2 separate regions of the Homo sapiens genome follow, and region 1 is linked to region 2. Evidence: chromatin contacts called from ENCODE Hi-C or POLR2A ChIA-PET data. All regions are on one chromosome and are shown on one strand. Each heading gives the region's core, a stretch centred on a gene start or an enhancer-like site at or near the end of the contact. The rest is flanking DNA. Distances are from core to core; before and after follow the strand shown.

Region 1 (2,700 bases), core at 14-2,513, 220 kb before region 2:
CTGTTCTTTCTGATGGAGCACGCCCCACCCTAAGCCTGGGGCAGGCATGTGTGGGCCTGCCTGGCTCAGTGATGGGGAGGCCACCAGAAATCTGTCTTGGGGACACAAGAGCTTTCTGGGAAAACATTCAAATTTGAGGACACAAAGTGTATCTTCACAAAGAGGACCCAGACCCAAGTCTGAATCAGTAAGAATCCCTTACTGACAAATCTCGAAGATGAGGAATGTTGGAAGGCCCACAGAATGGCCACCACTCTGGTTCATTCCCCCGCCCGGCGCCCTCATGCCTTCAACAGTAGAGTTAGTTCCATAGTTGAGTTAAAATAGAATGAGTGACTTCACCAAAGCTCTGTGAGTTATTGCAGCTTGCACTTTGAAACCATCTGGGAAGTGTAGCATTTTCCTGTAACAACGTGGCTTGGAAGACCCCAGACAACATAGTGCCGCTATGGCACCTCATGGGGAGCCTGGTTCATCATCATGGTGGTGACCTGGGGCAGTGGCAGTGGCACCGGGCAAAGGCGGCAGAGGCTGGTGGGATCTGGCAGCGGGCCCCAGGTGGGTCGTGGTGGCCCCAGCAGGTGACTTCATCTAGAGGGGGACACCAGCTGGGCCTCGGCGGGCACATACCTTTCCAGGAATTAGAAATAGGCACCCAGTCTGGGCCCCCCTCCGCTGGTCAGAAGCAGAACTTGACAAGCAGGGCTCAGGCTGTGTTCCAGGCTCAGGCTGTGTTCCAGCCTCTGCTTACTCCAGGCCAGGCACCTTTGGGTGACGGCCCTGGACACCAGTGAAACCCCGTAGGAAATCCAGATGTGCAGAGAAGAGACTGGGGGTGCCATGGACGTGGGGGCTGGGAAAACACCCTGGCTAGAGCAATGTTTTAAAATCTAGAAAACCATGAAGAAAATAATGGAAAGCATTTGTAACCTCAGCATTTGATCTTCAAGTTTCAGAAAACTCGATGCAGAGCGAAATCCGATTCTGAGGGTCGTTTAAGAGACCTTCCTTCAGGAGATGCTTTGGGTCTCACTGGAGGAACCAGGGCTTTGCTAGACCCCGGGCGCAGCTGCTCCCTCACTTGCCTGCAGCCCTGGCCAGGATGACTACAGTTTATGCTGAAAAGCGTTACTGCTTCCTGTGCAGTCCCCACTCAGGAATTCCATTTCTCTTGGTAAGAGTCCATGTGTCAGATTCCTGGGGCTCACTGTCCCTGGAAAGCCCCCAAGCTCTGGAAAATGATTCATCGATTCATGCTCATTTCAGAATATTGCTTGAGAACCTTCTCTGCCCCATCCTTACCTTCAGGGAAAAAAAAAAAATCAGTGTGTAAAAAGGCCAACATAATCGCTGGCACTCCTCCCCTCTGCCTGCGTGGGCCAGCACCTCTAACTCCCTGCAGCTGTCCCTTCTACTCAAAAGCCTGGCCCCGCTGTGTCAGGGCCATCATGAGGCCCCCATCACGAGGTCCTCACACCGCCTGCCAGAGATCTGGCTCAGGCTGCTTCCTCGCAGCAGTCATTCCCAGGAGGTCTCATTGTACGTCCCCAGCTTCATTCTGCCTTTTGCAATATCCCTTAGTATTGGCTCAGGAATAGTCTCCACCCTTTTCTTAAAGGTCCCAACAGATGAGAGAAGGTGATTGCAATGGAAGGAGGAACTGCTTCCATTGCACTCCTCTGATAAAACTTCAAGGTTCTGAAGGTCATAAGAGGTGGAAATGGAATAAGAAGGGTATTTTGAACCCCTTTAGCCCTGGACAGTGTGAACACACATCACCCTCACACACACGCTGACACAACACACCTGCATGCTCACACCTGAGTGCTCACACTGTGTAACGGGCTCAACCTCAAGCTGACCCCTAAGAACTTTAACGCTTCCCTGAGTGGGAAAGGGGTTGCAAACAGCTTCCGACACCAGAGGTGGAGGCTTCAGTTGTCTTTTAGGGAAGATCCTTCTTTTTGCTTTTCTTCCTTCCTTGTCTCTCTCCCTTCCTTCTTCTTTCCTTCCTTCCTTCCTTTTTTTCCTGGCTTCTTTCCTTCCTCAGCAAAAAGGGCCCTTGAGTCCCACAAATGTAGTGTGACCATTGTCCTTGGGGGAAACTGTAGTTATTAACTCATAAAAGATTGTGTATAGACCCGTGTAATGAGGAATGTCTGAGTTGTCACCAAAGCTGCTGGGAATTTGTGTGGGGTAGGAGGTGGCGAGGGGTGTATGTGCAGGGACAATGTGGAAAGAAGGGAAGAAAAGAGCTTCCGAAGTGTGGAGGAGGAGGAGGGACAACCCTGGGCCTTCACGTGGCTTGTTCCTGGGGTGAGGCGGTCACTGCCCAGGCATTTCACACCGGCCGTTATGAGGGCTTCTCGAAAGCTTTTTCTTCAGGAAAATGAAAATACATAAACACCACAGATATGCTCACAGATAATTGTACTACATTGTTCGGAAGTAAAAGAACTGTTTCTAAAAAAATAAAAATATTATAAACACCACCTAATCAACACGTTGAAATTAATAGCTGAACTGTGTGAGTGCATACTGTCAGCAAGCTATGGACATGTTGCCCTCCATGAGCTGGCGCTCCAGTGTGCTTGGGGAGGCCATCCCAGGCGGAGAGGGCTTCTTTGAGGGGGTGCAGGCTGAACAGAGGGAGGAAGCCGAGGGGCTGCTTTCATGAGGCACTTGGTGGGAGGCAGGATC
Region 2 (2,700 bases), core at 147-2,646:
ATGATGAAATAGAGCAGGTAGAGATGCACAGAAGAGACTTAGGATTTAGTGATCTGACACTAATCTCACCTCTGTTCTGTTGAAGTGCTCCTGCTAGCTCCCTATACCTTTGAACCCCTAAATCCAGGCATAGCTGGGGCCCCAGTCTCCCCGTCCACCTTGCTGACATCGTAGCCAGGTTAAACCCTGCTATCCCACGAGTCTCCTTCTGATTGCTCTCATCTGCAGTTCTACCCCATGCCTCATCTGAGCGCAAGGTGCCTGCATGCGGCTTCCTCTAAACTCCTACAGCTTTGGGCCTCCTGCCACACTCTGGCAGTTCCCAGCTGTCAGTTACAGCCACCTGGAAATGCTCTTTTTTTTTTTTTTTTTGGTCCACCTTACAAAGGTGATCTATTCATTAGAGGTCAATCCTGGCAAGGCAAAGATGGAACTGTGGTCTCTGTTCTTAGACACAAGAGGACTCTGCAGCTGTGAAGACAGCCTGTGCCAGGCGGAAGCGATCTGCATCCAGGAGGGGATGCTGGATTCCCCAAATGTCCTCAGTGCTGAGGGCAGGGCCAGATTTCTTCCATATGAATCTTGGACACCTGTTTCCTGGGCAATTGAACAAGGGCATCTCAGAAGCTTGCTCACCTGGTTGACCACATGACAGGCCAGTACAGAGGCCCTGAAGGTTTCCCCAGGCGTCTTCAGACAACACGTAGCCACAGCGTGGGGCCACGGGAGGTGCGGCAGCTGGGCATCCAGGGGTCTGCAGTGGAAGGAGTATGGTCACCTGCCAGCCTGGAGGAGCCTGGGGGTCCTCAGAGTCCCTGGCACCAGAATCACTTAAGGCAACGCTGAGGGCTGGTCCCAGGGAAGCAGACCCAGGGCGTCTCATAGCGGGTGGGGACAGGCAGATGGGTGGGAGAACCGATGCTGGGCGGCAGGCTGTGGGGGGCAGCTGCGCGATTCTGTATCCTTGCTGGACCCCAGGCAGGCCAGTCTTTCTGGGTTGGGCGGGCTAGCAGGGAACCTGGGTGGGCTGGGGGTCAGGAGGTTGTTTTGGGGACACCGGGCTGCAAAAACCCATGAGTCCTTCCCCTGTCACCAGTAACTTCCGCGTAGAAGGCTTTGTTGTCTAGAGAGCCTCATCCGGAAGATGCCGGCGGGGCAGCTGCTCTCCACGAAGCCTGTGAAGCCCGGGTCGGTTCGGGTCAGTTAGAGAAGGCGCGGCCCCTCCCTGCTGCCCTGTGGGAACTCCACGTGGGAAACGGGGGGCTTGGCGGGCACTTGCATCCCATCCTTCACTGACCTGGGCGGAGCGAGAGGGTCGCTTGAGCGCCGAGGCCGGGGCCATGGCGACAGGAGCAGAAAGAAGAGCCTAGGCAGGAGAAGCGGGCGGGTTGGGCACGGCGAGGAGGAGCAGGAGGGGGCGGAGAGTGGGACGACCGGGCCACACCTACCCTGCAAGCAAGGGGCCCGCGGCGGGGACTCCACTACTGGGCTGGGGCGGGTCACGCGCTGCCCGGGGCTTTATCCGCGAGGCCTCCCAGGCGCTCCACCAGGTGTGGAAGCCAGGTCAGGTGCGCTCCGCCCGGGTGAGCTGCACTTCACTGCGGTACCCCAGCCTCAAAATTCCCCGTACAGTTCTGGGAGCCCTTCACGGCTATGCCCTAGGTGGACTTCACACTTCTGGGACAAATTAAGAGTGTCCTAGGATTCTTGGATTCAGCTGTTAAAAAGAAAAAATAAAATCTTCGGTTTTTCTTAAAATGTGTTTTAAGCATAAAAAATACATAATACAAATGCACAGTTTAAGGAAGTGATTCTACAGCAATCACATCATGTTCTTGATCACCCACAGCGAAGTATTGCTGGCACCCCTAAACCTCCCCTGCCTCCTCCTCAGTGGTCCCGATTTATTCAACTAGCCTTATCTGTTCTCCCGGTTTTAACATCACTTTCACGGCTGCGGAACTTCTGTGCAGAATTGTTCCCATTCTCTTGAAGGCTTAGGTTGTTTGCACTATTTAGATGTTATAAATAATGCTGAGACAAATATTTGTTCACAAGGATGATTTCCTTAGGATAAATTCTCAGTACAGATGAGGAATTTTCAGCCAATAGCCATCTTTATTTTCAAGGTTCTTGGAATATGTTGCCACAGTTTCCCCCCAAAGAGTTTTGCCAATTAACCATCCATCGGCAAGTCAAATCAATAAGTGCCTACCCTGAGCCAGTCCCAGGGAATAAATGGCAGATCCATGTTTAAGTCTCAGTTCCATCACATCCTTGCCAGCATTTGGTTTTAGTTTTCTGAGATTAAACAAATTTTTTAGTTTGCATCTCTCTGACGTTAGAAAGGCAAAACTCCCACGTGTGTCTGCTTGCTAATTAGAGCATCTTCTAATTGTATGTGTGAACTGTCCATTTACTTCTTGGGATGTTGATGTTGACCTGAGGCACTTGGATGTATTCTTTATGTGGTAGAGATAGTTGCCCTTTGCCATTTTTGTATGTTTTCAGAGCTGAGTGAGACCTGGAATTCACGTGGTCCAAACTCCTTACCATGGGTTGAACCGTGAGCCTCCCTCCGCTCCCCTCCACCCCAATTCTGCCACAAAGATATGTTCATTACCTAACCTTTAGAACCTGTGAATGTGACCTTATTTGGAAACATAGCCTTTGCAGAAGTAATTGGGAGTCTGAGAAGAA

What was found. A loop is a pair of places that touch in the nucleus more often than their neighbours do. ChIA-PET counts read pairs that join two places held with the same protein, here RNA polymerase II (POLR2A). Pooled maps may share reads with other maps.
Region 1: a map of IMR-90 shows a loop between it and region 2 (3-fold over the local background). The contact joins the enhancer-like site here to the promoter of LINC00954 in region 2. A Hi-C loop is called at or near these places in 7 of 168 maps with a recorded cell type or tissue (A673, Caco-2, GM12878 and 4 more), 17 of 37 single-sample maps with no recorded cell type and 14 of 50 pooled maps. POLR2A ChIA-PET finds 5 or more read pairs at or near these places in 1 of 52 experiments (activated CD8-positive, alpha-beta T cell).

The regions. Positions count from the first base shown.
Region 1 is chr2:20,090,339-20,093,038 of GRCh38, reverse strand. All of the region lies in intron 2 of LAPTM4A-DT (LAPTM4A divergent transcript), which reads right to left. Among named protein-coding and RNA genes, the nearest start is that of LAPTM4A-DT, 40 kb to the right of the region's middle. RefSeq lists enhancers at 780-1,279, 1,280-1,781. Within about 2 kb of position 1,263, at least 10 of the 41 ENCODE cell types and tissues checked have a DNase peak (open chromatin) inside an H3K27ac peak, as active enhancers do; they include IMR-90 and mammary epithelial cell, where a contact is called at or near this core.
Region 2 is chr2:19,867,550-19,870,249 of GRCh38, reverse strand. LINC00954 (long intergenic non-protein coding RNA 954) reads right to left here and starts at 1,396. Exons shown (of 10, transcript NR_033875.1): 1 at 1,298-1,396; 2 at 637-754. RefSeq lists an enhancer at 1,635-1,684.